Linked DNA regions of Homo sapiens: all the other regions are linked to region 4. A link is a loop called in an ENCODE intact Hi-C map of the cell type or tissue named here. Cell type or tissue: A673. All regions are shown on one strand.

Region 1 (5,000 bases), 280 kb after region 4:
CCTCCCAAAGTGCTGGGATTACAGGCGTGAGCCACGGCGCCTGGCCGCATGTGTCTTTATAGTAGAATGATTTATAATCTTTTGAGTATATACCCAGTAATGGGATTAGTCAGTCAAATGGTATTTCTGGTTCTAGATCCTTGAGGAATCGCCACACTGTCTTCCACAATGGTTGAACTAATTTACATTCTCACCAACGGTATAAAAGCGTTCCTATTTCTCCACAGCCTCTCCTTCATCTATTGTTTCCTGACTTTTTAATAATTGCCATTCTGCCTGGCATGAGATAGTATCTCCTCGTAGTTTTGATTTGCATTTCTCTGATTATCAGTGATGTTGAGCTTTCTTTTATATGTTTGTTGGCTGCATAAATGTCTTCTTTTGAGAAGTGTCTGTTCATATCCTTTGCCCACTTTTTGATGGCATTGTTTGTTTGTTTTTTTTTTCCTAGTAAATTTGTTTAAGTTCCTTGTAAATTCTGGATATCAGACTTTTTGCAGATAAGTAAATTGCAAAAATTTTCTCCCATTCTGTAGGTTGCCTGTTCACTCTGATGATAGTTTCTTTTTTAAGCAAAGAATTCTAAGTTGACAGTTTTCATCCTCTAAAAGATTTCTTACCAAAGTATCATTAGGTTAAAATCTTCAGTACCACCATTAAACCAAAATCAAAGAAAGATTTTGTTTTGCTTATAGATAAATTTATGAATTTTAGTTCTTCTCCTCTCAGCTAAAAACAGGTTGTTATTGTTAGTTGATTTGTTACTCATTTTTCTTTGATTTCTCAGAAAAAGAAAACCTAATGCTGGGCTACAAAAAGTATATATGAGGTAAAAATTCTAGACTTCTTTTTATCTCTGTGGCATAGTTAGGATAGAAGTAGAAGACACTGGACATGATTTTGCTTAAAAGAATTTAGCACACTGAACAGTTGGATTAAATCCAATTTAAGAAAGAATCAGCTATAGAGAAATGAGTTGCTGAACATCCTAGAAAGAATCTGAGAGGTTTAGCATCCTTTGGCGATGGAAAATTTCCTAATACTCTCCTCCAAGAAAACAGAAAAAGGGAAGGTTTTAACTTCATAAATGAAATTTAACTCAAGATGACTGCCATTTTATTTTTACCTGGCCTAATAGGCACATACCCAGAGAGACAAAGAAAGTAAATAAGAAATGTATCCACATTAACTTCAGAGTAATTTAATAGCAAAATGCTAGCCTAGCAGTTCAAACTCAAATGAAGTTGGCATTTCCTTTACTTATTTCTGACAATTTTTCAAAATACAGCTTCTCCCAAATTAGATGTAGGAGAACAGAAAGCACTAGACTTCTCAAGCCTTTAGCTTAAAAGCAACAGAGTCATAAGTTCATTGGTTGCTGCAGACACCAGTGGAATGTCTTTTGTAAATATCTATTGGCTGACAGCTTTTTAACACTGCAACTAAAAGGGATCTGAGATTTTTAAAATAAGATGTTACTTTGCAATGCAGAAGGTAAATCTGACAGAAAGCAAATAATATTCTCAGCAAATGCAGTAGTGCAATGGACTAGCAAACGTATTAGCAAGTTAAAAAAAAAAAAAGTGTTTGAGGGCCCAGGAGCTTCACCTTTAGTAAATGACGCAAGACATAGACATACCCTTTAAAATTATGTTCACCTTAAAACCTCAGGTTTCGTCCAACACTCAGTCTCAATTCCTTACTGCAAAAAAACAATGTGACTTGAAAGACACAGTAACGGCCCTACACTACAAAGTGACATGTTTTAACCCAACAACCTAACTTTAAAGAGGAGGATCATGGTAGGGATATTTTCAAAAGATCTTAAATCAGAGCTCGAAATATATGTATCTTTTCTTTCTAAATCCAGCATACTATAATGTTCTCCTTCCTTTAAAATAACAAAGATTTTGTGCAGAATAGCAGAACAACTTTGCAAGCTTGATTAAAAGGCATATCAATTTCTAGGAATAGGTTTTATTTTTCAATCACATTTTCCTCTTCAAAAACCTTTATTAGAGTCTCAACTCTGTGTTCTGACCACATAATTTAGCAGAATGCTGCACTTCCCTAAGCCTATTTTCATCATTCAGTCGATTGTTCATCATGAATATAAATATAATCCATAGGCTTCAACAAAATGTGGTATACTTTTAGGACTACCTTAAAATAAAAGTTGTATAAATTGTCACTGAAAATTACACAGCCACATTACCTGTATTTCAAATTGTACTGATTACGTCTTTCATATACCCAACCCATTCAACAGAGATAATTAGATACCATAGGAAGCTCTAACATTATAAAATCAAAGAACTTAAGTCTCATTGTAAGCTGTGCCAACCAGGTCTGTGTTCCTAATGTTTATAAGGCATGGATGCCACCTACTGGCAAGCCTTAAAGATTGCAACATCTGACAAAAAGCCCTGACTTCATCCTTGCAACCATGTCAAAGTGTTCTATAGCCGAAATGCACCCGTTGTTAGGTGTACAGCTTGCCACTCTGGCTGTTAATATTTTTGTAAGGAGACCACACCAAAATAGTTTTGGCTTTTGTCATTATATCTCACATTGTAAATTCATCATATATGTATATAAATACATATGTTTGTTCATATATGTTTGGTTCACATTTTTTTTTAGAGACTATCCTCCTCTACTAGAATGTAATCTCAAGACCAGCAACATTCTACTGAACCTAGAACAGCGCCTGGCACTTTGTGAATATTCATCGTATAGTTGAATAAAAGAATAAATGAGCAGAATAATAATACGGTTTTAAGATAATAACGTATATTGGCTAGTAGCCAAAATTTCAAAAACAAAAAGACGTGAATCGAAACTGTGGCTCCCTTTTCTGTCTTCTATGACTTGGATTTTTGCCATATTTCTTAATTTCTTTAAGCGTTAGATTGCTCATCTACCAAATAGGCATAACATCAAGGTAGTTCAGACAATTGAAAGCACAAATATTTATACAGTATTTGGCACAGAGTAAGTGCATAATACTAAATATGATGATAATTATTATTCAATTTCACAATCTTGGGAATATAAAGTAGTACAGCCATTATGGAAAATAGTATGAAGTTTTCTCAAAAAACTACAAATAGAACTACTATGTAATTCAACACTCTCACTGATGGGTATATACTTTTTAAAAATCTATATATCAAGGATGGGCACGGTGGCTCATGTCTGTAATCCCAGCACTTTGGGAGCCAAAGGTGGGCGGGTCACTTAAGTCCAGGAGTTCAAGACCAGCCTGGGCAATATGGCAAAATCCCATTTCTACAAAAAATACAAAAAATTAGCCAGGCATGGTGGTGCATGCCTGTAGTCCCACTTACTCAGGAGGCTGATGTGGGAGGGTTGATTGAGCCCGGGAGGCATAGGTTACAGTGAGCCATGATCACACCACTGCATTCCAGCCTGGGCAACAGAGCGAGACCCTGTCTCGAAAAAAAAAAATCAGTATATCAAAAATATATTTGCATTTTCACATTTATTGCAGCACTATTCACGATAACCAAAATACAGAATGACCCTAAGTGTCCATCAACAGATGAATGGATAAAGAAAATGTGGTGTACCCACATGTTCTCACTCATAAGTGGGAGTTGAACAATGAGAACACATGGACACAGGGAGGGGAACAGTACGTACTGGGGCTTGCCATGGGGTGGGAGACAAGGAGAGGGAGAGCATTAGGACAAATACCTAATGCATGTGGAGCTTAAAACCTAGATGACGGGTTGATAGGTGCAGCAAACCACCATGGCACATGTATACCTATGTAACAAAGCTGCACATTCTGCACATGCATCCCAGAACTTAAAGTAAAATAAAAAATAAAAATAAACAAATGAAAAAAGAAAAAGAAAATGTGGTATACATACATGGTGGAATACTATTCAATCATAAAAAGGAATGAAATTCTGTCATTTGTAGCAACATGGATAGAACTGGAGCTCATTACGCTAGGTGAAATAAGCTAAGAACAGAAAGATAAATATCACATGTTCTCACTTCTATGTGGGAGCTAAAAAAAGTGGATCTCATGGAGGTAGACAGGGTTATTACCAGAGGCTGGGGGAAGGAAAGGGAGTAGGGAATGAAGAGGAGTTGGCTAATGGGTATAAAAATACAGCTAAATAGAAAGAATAAGTGATAATATTTGATGGTACAGTAGGGAAATTATAGTTAACAATAATTTATTGTATATTTCAAAATAGCTAGAATTGTAATGTTCTCAACACAAAAAAAGATAAATGTTTGAGATGATGAATGTCTCCATTACCCTGATTTGCTCATTACATATTAGATACATGTATCAAAATATCACTTGTATCCCCAAAATACGTACGACTATGATATATCGGTTGACAAACACAATAAATAAATAAAGTTTACAAGCTAAACACAAATGAGTTTTCTCAGAAACTTAGAGACATTAAGGAGCTTTATTATCAGGATGCGTGTCGAGAGCTCTTCCTTCTCCATCATCCTTGTCCTCATCTCCCAGTCTACATCTAATTTACAAAATCCTCCAATTCCACTACTCAGCCATAAAAAATAATGAAATCCTGTCTTTTGCAGCAATGTGGATGGAACTGCAAGGGAAACAAGTTAAATCTTAAGGAAACAAGTTAAATACTTCATGTTCTTATTTATAAGTTGGAGGTAAACTACATGTACACATGAACATACAAAGTGGAATAGACATTGGAGACTCCAAACGGTTGGAGGGTTGAAGGGGAAAGAGGAATGAGAAATGACATATAATTTCTCTATTATATATAACAGAAATTACACTATTTGGGTGATGGTAACACTGAAAGTTCAGATTTTGCCACTACACAATATATCCATTTAATAAAATGCACCTGTATCCCTTAAATCTATAAAAATTTTAAAAAACCTAAATCCTGCAGTTCCACCAAGTACTGGCTCTGAGTTGTTGTCCATAAAGCTTCAGCATTCAGAGAGTAACAGGTCCT
Region 2 (5,000 bases), 230 kb before region 4:
TACTACATGACCCTGGGAACTTAGTGGCCATCTTAACTCCCAACACCCAGATATTTAACATATAGAGGAAATGCCAACATTCACTCAGCACCAACATTGTCTGATGAATCACATTGGGAATCATGAGGTGTAAGAGGCTCTTGTGGGCCTTCAGTGGTACTGATTATGACCATTGAATATTCAAATCATTTCAAATCAGCATGACATCTTTGTCAATCGATACAATTATACTCGAATAGGATTCAACTTTGGCTGAATTATCATAAAGATCAGTTACAGCATTATAGCAATGGAGCCGATTAGTGTTAGTTAGGAACTGGGCCTCTGTGATGATGGGAAAGAATGCTCTAATACATCTGTACTCTGTTCCAGTGATATGGCGGCAATAAAGTATTGATTGGCTAAGTAATTGAAAGTCCAAATCACATGTAACTGAGGAAAAAGACAAACATAAGAATATAAACAAAATCTTATTTTGTTGAAAAATGATCCTATGTGATTCAGACTGCTAAAGAATCCATCTCATACTTGTGTAATGACACTGTAGACCCTGGCAATACAGTTTAGAATAATAAGATATGGTCATGATATGGTGTGATTTTGTAAAAAAAAGGCAGTACACTAAGGTACTTGGGTTCTTGGCACCTTTGTCGAAGTTCAGTCGACTGTAGGTAGTAATATGTGGAATTATATGAATTAATATATGGAATATAAATACTAATATATTAATATGGAAAACGGTATGCAGATTCCTCAAAAACTTAAAAAGAAAACTACAACATAATCCAGCAATTCCACTTCTGGTTATATAACCGAAGAAAATGAAATTAATATGTCAAAGCAACCTCTACACTCCCATGTTAATTGCAGACATATTCACAATAGCTAAGATATAGCACCAATCTAATTATCCATCAGCAAACAGATTATTAATGTAATATATAGAGAGACAATAGAATACTAATTTGCTTTAAAAAAGAGGGAAGTCCTGACCTTGGAGACAATATAGATGAATTTGGAAAACATTATGCCCAGTGAGATAAACCAGTCACAGAAAAACAAATGCCACATAATCTCATTTATGTGTCAAATCTAGAAAAGTTAAACTTATAAAAGCAGGGAGTAGAATGGTGATTACCAGGAGCAGTAGGCTAAGGGAGATTGGGAGGATGCAGTCAAATAATACAATATTTTGGTTAAACAGGAGGAATAAGTTCAGGAGATCTATTGTACAGCATAGTGATTGTAGTTAATAACAATGTACTATAAAGCTAAAAATTGCTTAAAGTAGATTTTAAATGTTTTGCCCACCAAAAAAGGATAAGTATGTGAGCTAATAAATATGTTAATTAGCTTGATTTAGCCATTCCACAATGTATACATATATCAAAACATCATACTGTACACCATGAATGTATAAATTTAGTCAATTAGAAAAATTAAAAAAATCAAAGTAAAACAAAAACCTACAGGATTGTCACAAATGTTGACTTAACGGCTCACTGAAGATTTCACTTATAATCAAACTTACTATTAGAAAAATCTTAAATTCAATTAAAATACAACTTTTAAAAAAATCAGCAAATGTCAAGAGTAAGCCTGACTGTTCTGTTTGCATGCAGTTTTTTAAGTGAGGAGTTACACAACTCGCATAATTGCAGGTGAATCAAAATAGGTAACTGAAAATTATATATAGTGTCTTAATGTTGAAGTGAAGCTGAAGAGTTTATAATTATCATAGTAATCTTCCCTCTGCTTTGTTTTCCACCTCTACTCTTTATAGTAATCTGAGCCTTTTTTTTAAATAGTTCTCAAAAATAATGGACACAGAGCTATAAATGTATATCCTTCTTGAAGTCCTTAAAAATTCTATAAAAATCATTCCTATGACCCTGCTGATGTTAGTATATACAGCTTTCAAGCTACATACCAACCCTATTCTCAATTTTTCTGTTTTGGCTTTTATACTTTCCTTCATGGACCAACACCCGCTGTATGATTAGAGCTGAACTTTTTCAAAAGACTAGTTTCACAAAAGCATAGAAAGCTTCCACTGTCTCAGATGCTTTTCCCTTTAGGTCCCTCCTACTGGTGATATGTATACACACATATGATATATTTTTCCTCTATATAGATCATATATTATTTTCCTGTATATATATACACACACACATATCAGATATATTTTCCTGTATATTTATATATCATATATTCTTTTCATCTCTATATATATCTATATCCATATCCATAGATATATAGACAGATATATTCTTTCCTCTCTCTATACATTTTAGTCAAGATAAACAGAAACAGTTCTTCTGCCAGAAAAACAGCCTTTCCTCATAGATAAATATAGATATAGATATGGATAGATATACATACAGATAGATATAGATATAGATCACCAATAGGAGAGACCTAAGGGGAAATTTATACACACACACACACACACACACATATATATATATACACACACACATATATATGGGGAAATTATATATATATATAATATAAAGACATATATATATGTCTTTATTATGCCTGTTTTCCTTTTTTTCTCTATTGACTCCTATCATCCTATCATCTTCATCAAGGCTATCGAAATTCTTTCTTGTTTATGAAAATCAAAATAAAAGGAGCACCTGCCTTATTGATATTTTTTCTGCATGGTTCTAACAACTTCTTAAAAGATGGCCAGAAGTATTATCAGTCACAAGAAGGAGGTTGGAGACGAAAGAATTCCTATGGCCTTAGGGGACAGGATTTCAAGAGCTGGGTGCTAAATTTTAAAAACATGTCGTACCCACAACTGTTCTTAACAGTGCTTCTGTGGGTTTGTGTGATGACGACACTAAAAATGCCATATTACATTGTTCTTATACAAGTGGGTCTCAATAACAGACATATAGTATGAGGGTGGGTAGATATATTATGTCTCTAATAATATTATCTAACCATCACTCTTTGCAAACTTACATCAACCTTGTTCTGATTACATGTCATATATCGAGGTTATGGGTTATCATTTCTGTCTCCTATTGGGGTGGAATCTCCAAAAGAGCAGGAGTTGTGTCTTTTTAATCTCTCCATCCGCTCCCCTGTAGTTCACTTACTTGCATATTTTCAGTGTCTTTTTCTGGCTCAATATACAATGTTTGCATCAAGACTAATGCTTGCTGCACTTCATTGGGGAGAAAGAAATTTAGGTTTAGAATGAGTTTCACAACTTTAAATGGTTCCCTGTTGACCAAAAGTAAAATCCAAACTCCTTACCATGACATGGAAAGCATCTGAGGCTCTTGATAGTTTTTAGTTTTATAGTCTCACTCACTTTTCAATTACATTAGGGGTACTCAATAATACTTCTTAGTTGCTTTCACTTCACATCTTTTATTTTTGCCTAAAATGCCCATTTTGTTTTTCTCTGCTTGATTAATACTTAATCCACTTTTCCTTCCTAACTTAAATAAAAAATTACCTTACCTCTGAGAGCTCTCCTGACACCTGCCCAAAATAGTATGTACTCCCGTTTTTAATACATTTTGAATGAGGCTTTATCACTTTTAGCTTTTATCACATTTTATGATAATTGCTTGTATATTTCCATGTCTCCTTCATGGGCACACACTGTCTTGCAAACACACACACTTGGTTGTAAGTGCTACCAAGGTAAATATTATATAGTATTTTGTTCTGCAGTTTCTTTACTTTGCACAAAGCCTGGAAAATGGTCAAAAAATGCATTTGAATAAAATTACAAAGCAATTATTTTCAAGTTAGCACTTACTCTGCCTTTTACAATTGTATGCAATTAGAGAAGTCACTTAACCCCTCTGAACTTCAGTTTCCTCACCTGCAAAAAGGAGGGAAAAATGCTTTATTTCATATGATTGCTGTAAATATTAAATTAAATGTTTTGTGTAGAACACCTTGGGGATTTCTTTAAAGTGTATTATGGGAACTATTAATATTATTAATATAAAACTAGAGGTGCTTAATAAAATGATGCTGGATGTTACAGTTTCTTTGAACTACAAGAATGAGTGAGAATAAAGGAATCAGCTTAATCTTAGTAATTAAGTTATATGGGACAATAAAATGTGCTCTCAATGAGCTTTTTGTTTTAGAAGACTGCAGCAAAAAGAGAATTTTTAAAAATGTTCTTAAAAAGTAGGATTATTTCAAGACACAATTGTATTTTTCCCACATGCTATAATGAAAACCATATTAGGTGTTTCAGTAATACTTTATCAGGGGATTTGTTTACACTCATTGGGTTTAAAATCTGACTACACTAATTTCATTAGCATCTTATTTTTGCTTGGCTCATTTAATGTTATCCAAACACTGTATTTGAAATCAGTCTCCGGAGATATATGTTTCCCCTTGAAGTTAAACTTACTTTAATGCTTGCACAGGGGATCAAGCATGGACACAGTAGATATTCAATGAGTATGAAAAACTGCAGTAGAGCATGAAGCAAAGAATGAGCCCCTGCTTATATAAATGCCTTCATTCCAAATTCAGGTGTCTATAATGTAAGGGAGCTTTCATCAGGCACCCCCTCATATTCATTATCACATGGCAGAAACACAGCAAATTGGGGGAGGGCACCCGAGTCAGAAAACCAAACACCGATTTGAGTTCATTTACTGATCTATTTACTGATTACATCTAAGGAGACTGGGAGCTTTATGCTTGTGAGGACTCCATAGGAGCTATCTCATGTAGGAGTTACCTGGGCTGAAGAAGAACTTGGTAATTTGTTCCATGTCCTCGATCACCACTTGGAGATGGGACTGGGACTGACTAGTTTCATGGCTCCTGGTTGGCCCCACTTTGTACACACAGTATCAGCATAGTCAACATGCCCTGAGGCACATAGATCTTGACTCAAGCCCACTTTGTTAAGAGTCAAAGAGGGCTTTATTTGTTTAATGATTTTCCAGGGTAGTTAATGTTCCAAGGGTCTTTAGGTTGAAAAAAAAAAAGGAGCATTT
Region 3 (5,000 bases), 150 kb after region 4:
GACATTTATAATTGGATTTATAATTTCCTACCCTTAAGCACTGGGGATCAACCACTTCTCTGTGGTCCAATCTAGCACTTAGATTGGTAGTATCAGCTCAACTTTTAATAAGAAAAACAATCAAAGAGCTTACAAATTCTCTGAGTCTGTAAATTTCAAGAGAACTCTCCAAATGTATAATCCAAGTTAGTTTTGATAATCACAGAGTCATACATGAGTGAACATTTAAATGGTGCAGACTCTTTCTTTGTGTTTACTGAGATGGACATTCTGGCAACCTTTGTCTTCCCCAGTCTCTCATACTTGAGAGCATTTGAGTGCCAGGTCAAATACACTCTTCCCCAGGTGGCTAAAGCAGCTTTAAAAAATATTGTTGTCACTGTGTCAGATCAAGTGGAGAGGAGCAGAAATATGACTTGGGAGTCTCTATTGGTATTAGGCAGCAGGTTAGGTAGAAATTAGATTGCATTTGCTGGGATTCCATATAATGCCCTGAGAGAGCAAAACTGTTCAGTTCTCTTTATTAGTGCTAGATTTATAGTTCAAAATGAAGATTAAATTAAGAAAAAATATCAAAGTTAATGTTCTAAAGAGCTCTTTAAATTCAAGATGTTCAGTAATGTGCTTTAGCATCTGATCTGGCATTCCCAGCTCCAGAGTCACTCTTGAGCTAATCTGCTGGGCTCATTGCTATTGAACCAGTTTGTATAAATCTACTATCTTCATGCCAGCCCTGTGCTTGGAAAACCGTAATAGCTTTTTTTTTTTTTTTTTTTTTTTAAAGACGGAGTCTTGCTCTGTCGCCCAGGCTGTAGTGCAGTGGCTCAATCTTGGCTCACTGCAACCTCGGCCTCCCAGATTCAAGCAATTCTCCTGCCTCAGCCTCCTGAGTAGCTGGGATTACAGGCACACACCATCATGACCGGCTAATCGTAATAGCTTTTGAATGCTCATGAAACAAATCTGGATTCCTCTGTCCAGTTCTCAGGAACTTCCAAAACTCAGACGAAATCTCCCTAGTCCACCTCCTCATCAGCTGCTCCAATTAACCTTCTTCCCCCGACCCTACCTGGATGGTGGCTCATTACCCTACAGGCTACAGCCACACCCAGCCTTATCCCAGCATCTGGCCTTTCTTCATGCAAGTCTTCTCCACTTCAAACATCAAAACCCACCCTCAGTGCTTGGTCAAGTCCTAGCTTTCCTTGATTTCTCCAGTCCACAGAAGCCTCACCATTTTCTGAACTATTGTAGCACTCATGGGTCATTTATTAGTAGGACTTTAAGAGAACCCAAAATGATGAGAGGTATTCAAATGAGAAGGGAGGGAATACATCCTGCCCACCAAATACACGGAAATAGTGTCAGAATTCCTATGAGCTTAAGCTTAAATTATTTACACATTAACTTCCATCATTTTAAATATTGAAAGGTTCCCCTCATTCTGATATTTATTTTACTTTACCGGAAGTCCTACATTTACTCTTTCCTCTTCTAGACTATGCACTGAGAGCTGAGCTGAAGTCTCACTCCCCTTCCTATCTTCTTTTTTTAATTTATTTATTATTATTATTATTATTATTATTATTATTATTAGATGGAGTTTCGCTTTTGTTGCCCAGGCTGGAATGCAATGGCGTGACCTCAGCTCACCTCAACCTCTGCCTCCCGGGTTCAAGCGATTCTCCTGCCTCAGCCTCCCGAGTAGCTGGGATTACAGGCATGAGCCACCATGCCCGGCTAATTTTGTATTTTTAGTAGAGACGGGGTTTCTCCATGCTGGTCAGGCTGGTCTCAAACTCCTGACCTCAGGTGATCTGGCCCCTCAGCCTCCCAAAGTGCTGGGATTACAGGCGTGAGCCACCGCGCCCAGCCCACCTTCCCTTCTTCTAATTCCCAGCACCGTGCTAGCACCATGCCATGTGCCTCTGGTAAACAATCAGGAAACTGAATTTCTAGAAATAAAAAATATGACAAGAATTTCATTTGGTTACGTAATTAGGGACTTTATTGGGATCTAATCTGTGCTGAGTACTGTACTAAATATTTTAATATATATTAGCCTTAATTTTCATGACACCACCACAAATTAGGATTTTTACAGATGAGGAAAAAAGCTTGAAGTTGAAAAGCTGACCAAAGTCACACAGCTGTCAGTGGTAAAACTAAGACTCGGATGCGGGGATATCTGACTACACCAGGCTGCCTCCTTAAAGATGCAAAGCAAGGGCCGGCAGCCCCTCTGTGCTGGCGGGTAGACATCCGGACAGGGCCTTCTCCACGGCCCCTAGCGAAGCCTGTGTTCTCCAGCGCCATCTACAGCCCTTGTTCATAAAGAGCCCGTTACACGGCCTCCTGTTTCCCCGGGGTAGCAGTTAGAGGTCAGCTGCTGCAACTTCAGCTGCCAAAGTTTTTTAAAAAGCAAATGAAATTAGAGTGGAAATTTGGAAATTCCCGTGCCACATGGCCTCTGCAGTGCTCCATCTGTCAAGAGTTGGTTTTGAAGACTTTAGAAACTGTCATTCATCTAACGGCTTTGCATTATTTCTTCTGGGAAAACCCATTGCCGGGCTCAAGGCATTATCAATTTCATGTCCTCCTTGCCCTAAACTTCCCAGAAAAAAAAAGAAAGAAAGAAACGTTGCTGTCAAACTTCCTGTGGAAGCATAATTAAAAATTCTGTTCTTAGACCATCTTCACTTACAAACGTACACACCGTATTTTCAAATGGAAAGGTGTTTCCTTCCGTTTCTTTTTTTCTTTTTCAGATGAGTTATGCCATTTTATAACAGCTCCCAAGAGATATTGAGGCCTGGAGAGAAAACTGCTTTTTCCAAGTTTTTTGCAAAGACATCAGTAGGGACTTTAAGTCAGGGTTGACCTAATACTAATAATCAGATAATTCCATTCTCTCAGCCCCAGCAAAGATTTCATGAGCTTTTCTAACTTAATAAAAACTAACAAAATATCTTAGAAATCCGTCTGCCTCTAGTGAAACAGTTTACTTGTTACCAACGCTACAAGGCTATCCCGAAGTCTAGGTTAAAATAATGAAAACAAATAGGGAGAAGGTGTTACTTCAAAGCATCTATCTCAACTTTTGCAGGGGGCTAATGATGGTCTGGATCTATGTTTTATTCAAATAAAGAATGGTTCAGGGCACATATGTCTTAGAATTGCACTTGGTTTCTTCATTATTTTATCTTCCTTCTTCTTGAATACAGACATAAAGAATTCTAGAGTCTCTCTGTAATTCTCTATAACATGAAAAAAAAGGCATTGCAAGTGTTTTGGGTATAATTGTATATTCTGAATTCATTCTTAAGTGTTGTGACCACAATTACTAATTGGATCTAAGAATTTCCTAGAGTTTTTCATTTTCTTTCCCAGATGCACAATCTTCAAAGCACAGATTTTACAGTCTAACAGACCTAGTTTTGACTTCATAAGTCCACACCCTTCCCAGCTGCATTATATCTATATCGTTACTAAACTTCCTAGAATATCAGTTTCTTCTTCCATATAATGAGGACAATTAGACCTATCCGCAAGTGATGCTGTGAAGATAAAATGAGATATATAAGTAAAATACCTCACATAGTATCTGGTATAGTCTAGTCTCAATAAATAGAATTTGCCCTACCTAAAACTATAGTTCCTGCTTTTTTACATTGTTTTAACATGGCAGGTTTTTAAAATAAGGCAACACAAAGCAAACATAGATTCTCTTTTTCTGTTTTCTCTCTTTGAAATCTTCGCTTTATGAAAAAGATCCTGTAATGCATGCCTATCATGTTTCCTTTCATGTAATAACTTAGATTGGTGATTTTCTCAACAATAATCATATCGAAATATAAATGAATAACTGCCATAATTCTGTTTTTGACAGATTTAAATAAAACGCCACATGAATATAAAGTCATTTTTCATATCTTCCTGTGGATGATGCTACGAGAATAAGCTTTCAAATAACACATGGAGAAAATGAAAACAAAATCACTCACTTTTAATTCGTTCCTTCTTCTAACAAGAGAAAGGCAGTAATCAAAATATAAAAAAAAATAAAAAAAGACAACATTATGAGCTAATTCTTGAGTATTCATAATTTCATAACAGCATAGTTACACTCTAAAAAGAGAATCTTGTTTTCAACTTTAGTAGTAAAACATAAACTGGAAAGAAATTGGGATTTAGTCCTGCCTCTACCATTAAGTCACATTATTATTTAGGGGACACCATTTATCTTGCTCTGAAATAAAACTGTAAATAAGCTCCCCCAGCTCTTGAGACAATAGCTCCCTGTGGCTAATGGAGACAATTAAATTTAGATCACAGTAACAAGTAGCCATGGTGGGGTGAGAGAAGAGTCACACGCTCTCTGTTCTTAGAAAAGGCAGCTTTTGACAAACATCCCGTTGTTTTTTGTTTTTGTTTTTGTTGAGACGGAGTCTCGCTCTGTGGCCCAGGCTGGAGTGCAGTGGCGCGATCTCCGCTCACTGCAAGCTCTGCCTTCTGGGTTCACGCCATTCTTCTGCCTCAGCCTCCCGAGTAGCTGGGACTACAGGCGCCCGCCACTACGCCCGGCTAATTTCTTTTTGTATTTTTAGTAGAGACGGGGTTTCACCATGTTAGCCAGGATGGTCTCAATCTCCTGACCTCATGATCCGCCCGCCTCGGCCTCCCAAAGTGCTGGGATTACAGGCGTGAGCCACCGCGCCTGGCGACAAACATCCTGTTTTATACCCTTAAGCTAGAATAGTTCTTGTGACGGGAGCCAAGAGAAGCCATGAGAGAACCCCCAACTCCAGCTCAGCCTTTTGGAAGGAACATCTGACAGACTTCTGGTTTTGGGATTGGGAAGCCACCCAATCAGAGTTCGACTATCTGGACCAATCAGAACGAAATATAAGCTTGACTCTTTTGTCTACGTAAAAGAACATGATTGGCGGGGCGCGGAGGCTCATGCCTGTAATCCCCGCAGTTTGGTGGGCCAAGGCCGG
Region 4 (5,000 bases):
AATTACAAGTGTTTTTTAATTATTTCTGCTGGAAATAATTTTATGCCACAAGCATGTAATAGTAATAACATTTTGCCCCACAATATTAAAGTAAAGTGGACCATTCAGGAGGCATGTCATGTTCCTCCTATGTTGTAATGAAACCTCTGGAGAAATATAGCAAGTCTTAGACTAAGAAATACAGAACCAGAAACATAAGCAGAGAAACAAACATGCACCAGAATAAGAAACGAAGACTTATCTACTCTTGTGGAAAAGCCTCTCTGTCAGCAAGAGTTTTGACAAAAGTTCCACAGAAAGGTATCTGCTAGAGAAGTAGGATTGCCCAGTATTTACAGTCTAGTCTCTGGACTATTACCATGTTATTTACTAGACTGCCTGAGTTCAAGGCCCAAGCATATCACTTTCAGGCTGGAAACAGTGGACGGTTATTTAACATCTCCAGCAGTCCTGTGACTCTTCAAAATAAGGTTGATGAGGATAATAACAATATTTATCTTACTGCATAAAGTAACCATGGAAAAATCAACCACGTGAGTTGTTTAACACAATACCAAATATCTGGTAGGTATTATCTCAATGTTACAGACACCCAGTGTTTTTTACTGATAAAAATGAATGTATTCTATATATCAGGCATATACATGAGACAGCATTTTGTTTCAAAAGTTGAAAAGCCAGCCTTCTGTTTTGTCTTAAAGGTGAGTCATCAAAATGCATTATATTTTATTGGAAGATTGTTTCACAAAATACATTGAACCCAGGAAAAGAAGAGGAGTTTATATCTAGAATCCAATTTTAATCACAGATTTTTCAGCTGGGCACAGGTTTTATAAAATTAGATTTATTTGTGATCATTAGCTCAAGCATTCACTTCATAGTAAAAAAAAACTAATTTACAAAGATTTGCATCATCTGAAATTTTATTAGACCCAAACGTTCAGCTTCGGGATACTTTAGCAATGATTTTTAATGTTTTGTAAAGCTCTATAAACTTACTACATAAAACAGAACTTCAGTAGTCACTTTGCTTTAAAGTGAAAACATATACGTACTTACAACAACAATAACAAAAGTAAATTACTAACTTTTCTTTTGAGACTGAGTTTGAGGTCTCACTTTCCTGGCCATAATGCAAAGCTAAAATGGGTTCCCATTCATAAACTGAAGAATTCAGAGTCCAGTATGACCTTCACTAGAAATTCTCTTCCATAAGAAAATGTCTATGATTCTACTTGACATGCCATAATATCTTTTTAAATACCCTGACCTTTTTTTGCTTTGCTTTCTCTGTTTTGCATGACTTAATCATAGACCCCTGAGACATGGTTACTCTTTGTCTTGTACTTGATCTTAGAGAGGGAAGTTGGAGCAAATGTTCTGATATCAATGTCACTGAAAAAATTTTCTTCAGTAATTAAATGATTCACTGTTTCAACTATTTATTTCTACAAATATTTATTAAATAGTTACTATCTAATTTTTCTTACCCCAAAAGAGGAAAAAGAAAAGGAAGGCCCATTTAACAGACCAAAAAAATTATAAACACCATTATTTATTGACTACTTCTTCTAAGCCAAATACCTAAAAGGTAGGTAGACTTATTTTTACTACTCTACAGATTAAAACTGATGTTCATAACTGATGTTCACCAAGTCACAAGGCTGAAGTGATCCGCTCAGAGCTGTCCAATCTCAATGTCTATGTTCTGAACAACTCCTCCTCTCATGATGTCAATTTTTTTTTAAAAGGAGGGCCAGAACATAAATACACAAGAAAATGAAACATGGCTAGGACTTTCTAAGAGCAAAACTTAATATTCAGAAACCTGAAGCATGTTTTAAGTTAAAATAAAAAGCCTAGAATATATTCTATTCCTAAGTAGGCTCATTCTCATTCAATCTGATACTATACCAAAATTTTCAAATCATACTTTAAAATTCTTTTCCAATTCCCAGCCCATTCTTACTCTGAATCTCCCATTCTTATCAAGAGCATATACTTGCTTCTTTGTATGGATTAAATTTGCCAAGATATTTTGATTCTGAGATTTCATGGTTAAAAAGGAAAATGTACCAGAATAAGATCATGATTCTGTTTCTTCACGTGCCCTCAGTCTCTGGCCACAGAAAAAAAGGTATATTTTGGTCCAAAAGACAAAATACTAGGTTTCTACAGCTGAAATTCTTTTCAGTTTACATTTTCTTCCTGGAAGTTTGTAGTATACCTTTGCATACATTTGAATTTTTCATCTCAGTTTAGAAGCAAGTGATTTAGCATATCTGCCTTATTGAGGGTTTATATTTTAATTAAAACTTTGTCATCTGGTTCTTTCTTGGCTGCTTTTGAAATTGCATCCGCTGATTGAGAATAACAAAATTCTCAGTCACTTCCTTCCTACCTCAATGCCTGACTAACCTCAGGACTCAGGCCCAGAGAAAGAGAAAATGCTCTTGGAAATCATGGAGAAGGCCACAGTGGTTTATTCCTGAGCTCTTTGTCATTCTGATTCTATTGTGGCTCACTGAATGGTGTACATTTACCCAAAAAAAGTCTGTAGGTTTTAACCATGGCCATTCTTCATCTTGCAGTAATGTGAAAACAACTCTAAGTAATGATACCTGAAATAAAGCATTATTAAAGGAAAAATGAGATCACTTGAAAGGAAAGAGCACAATTAAACAGAACATTTTCTAAAACCGTGCACAATTTTAAATGTAAATGCTGACACTTACAGATATTTATCTGTTCCATACGTACTCTCTCCATCTGAAATATATTTTCCGAACGGTATACCTTGAATTGGTATGAAAGTTCCTGTTTATCCATTATTAAGCAATACAGCATCTGGGAAGCCCAGACCACAAGCATGTATGTGTTTATTTTTCAAGGGCAACATTGCCATCTACAGGATATGAAATGACAAAATTTCACCACTCCCTTAAACATGTTTGCAGTCAAAACTAGAAATCGCTGAGATTGAAATATGTGTCCAAATTCAGTCCTATTTGATTATCCTGCCAGACACCATATTTCACAAATTATCTCATCTCACAGCTAACTAAAAAAAATAAAAAGAAAAGAATGCATTAAGCTGACTGCCAAATGTCACAGCTTCTTTGTCTTTGAAAATTGCATTAGGGGTTTACTCAAAGGCTTTTCACCATGATAAATGTTAAGGAGCTGAGAGAAAAGCTATCAGAATGAGGTGGTTAGGTTTTTAGTTGGTTATAACTAACACCAAATTCTCTGGAAGTTAGCTGAATATGTGTTACCTAAACTTCCTCATAGAATTCAAATAACGCAACAGCTTTTCCTTCATAGATTTCAAGTAACAAATAGAGCTAATCGTTTTCCCCTAGTACAAGGAGGCAACTGATATCTGTTGCTTAAAGAATCTGATCATTTAATCAGACTTCCCAACATTCAGATGGCATGACAAAGGGGAGGCTCTCAGACTGTTTTGTGAGGGAAGAAACAGAGGCACAGTTAGGTGCTGACCTTGAAAAGCTTAGCTCATTGTCAGGCTGTCCTATTTTAGCAAAAGTGAGAGACAGGAAAAGGGAGACAACATAACTCATTTTCTCCGTTTTGACACACAGGCTAAAATATGAGCCAGGAAAAGATATAGAATATACAAATGGTATTAAGAAGCTATTTTTGACTGCTCAGTCTGACCTCAGTTGAGTTGAAATTGGAATTACAATATTTATTAGAAAAAGCTTGCGTTTCAGGAAAAGCTATTACAATTTTCTAGTACATTTCTAATCTCCTTTCCTGGAGATATTTAATATTAGGATGTATAATTAGCTCACTCTAAGTCCTTAATTGTGGCTCGCCTAGAAAGTAAGTGATGGACGTGCTGGCAGCGTATGACCCTACTGTCTTGTGATTTTTTTTTAATCAACTCCCACAGAAAAGATGGGAATAATGTAAATTAAAGCCATCTCAATCATATAGTGGTGTGTAAAAATCAAGTTTACTTTATTATCACACTGCTAACTAGAAAGTATTCTATGAAAAAATGGGGTTTGAGCACCAAAGAAAAACCCTCATTAAAACAAGAAAACAGTTTGAAAGAACTCAGTATTGGGGTTTCGTTTCCGATGTGTGCTTTACAGCTTTTCATCATATATCCAGCCTGTTGTCTGTGTATATGAACCAAGTTTGAATCAAAAGATTCCCTCCAAAAAAAAAAAAAACCTAGCCATAAAAACAAGCTTAATTTATCTGTAGTCCAGCTAAATGCAGTCACCAAACTAGAAATGTTTACATGGACTAAACAAGTAGCTTTTTATCCGAAGGAAATTAAATAAAATAAGGGGCCACCCTTTGTCTAAAACCAGTATGGTTACTTCCATTGAAAAGTAGTTTATATCATATCATCCATTGCTAAAAATAAGATAGAGGGCACCCTCTTAATAGAAACTGTTTTCCTCAAGGTTCCCAATGACCCCAACATTGCCACATCCAAAGGGCAATTCTTAGTCTTCATTTTATTTGACACCTGAGCACTTGACATTATTGTTTCATACTTCCTGAAACATTGTCTCCAGCTGGCTTCCAGAATATACTATACTCTTAATTTTCCTTCCAAGACCTTGGCCACTTCTCTCTGCCTCTTCTTCCTTTTTCTGATCTCTGAATGCCAATGTGCCCTCAGATATCAGTCCTTAAGCCACTTTTCCTCCATATCCACACTAAATATCTAGATGACTTTATCCTTCCTATGCTTTAAATATCATCTGTATGCTAATGACTCCCAAATGTATATGTCAGCCCATATTTTACCTCAGCCCTAGACACTTATGTCCAAATGCCTATTCAACACCTCCATTTTGCTATCTAATGGAACATCTCATGCCTGATATGATTAAAACGAAATTTTTAAAAATTATTTCACACCTCTGTACTTGCTTCTTTTTTAGGGTTATCCATCTCAGAAAATAACATCTTTCAGACATGCAATACATATTTACTCAAGTAGTTTGTAATTAATT

The links. Peaks named below come from ENCODE experiments on the same cell type or tissue, not always from the same donor. Only the 100,000 strongest peaks of a DNase experiment are listed, where the experiment ranks them.
Region 1: it touches region 4 in a loop (6-fold over the local background); 11 of 110 quality-filtered maps call a loop at or near these places.
Region 2: a loop joins it to region 4, with 3 times the contacts of the local background. A loop is called at or near these places in 5 of 110 quality-filtered maps.
Region 3: a loop joins it to region 4, with 2.4 times the contacts of the local background. A loop is called at or near these places in 3 of 110 quality-filtered maps.

Annotation. Positions count from the first base shown.
Region 1 is chr3:176,936,812-176,941,811 of GRCh38, forward strand. No RefSeq gene overlaps it. Among named protein-coding and RNA genes, the nearest start is that of TBL1XR1-AS1, 98 kb to the right of the region's middle. In A673, a CTCF peak has its summit at 2,395 (motif pointing left); a DNase peak (open chromatin) is centred at 2,380; H3K4me3 peaks cover 602 bases.
Region 2 is chr3:176,434,742-176,439,741 of GRCh38, forward strand. No RefSeq gene overlaps it. Among named protein-coding and RNA genes, the nearest start is that of MIR7977, 78 kb to the right of the region's middle. In A673, no CTCF peak of the experiment used is centred here; no DNase peak of the experiment used is centred here.
Region 3 is chr3:176,812,170-176,817,169 of GRCh38, forward strand. LINC01209 (long intergenic non-protein coding RNA 1209) reads right to left here and starts at 4,832. Exons shown (of 2, transcript NR_110819.1): 1 at 4,005-4,832; 2 at 1,986-3,557. In A673, a CTCF peak has its summit at 2,323 (motif pointing left); a DNase peak (open chromatin) is centred at 2,302.
Region 4 is chr3:176,661,160-176,666,159 of GRCh38, forward strand. No RefSeq gene overlaps it. Among named protein-coding and RNA genes, the nearest start is that of LINC01208, 28 kb to the left of the region's middle. In A673, CTCF peaks have their summits at 2,929 (motif pointing left) and 3,132; a DNase peak (open chromatin) is centred at 2,892; H3K27ac peaks cover 897 bases.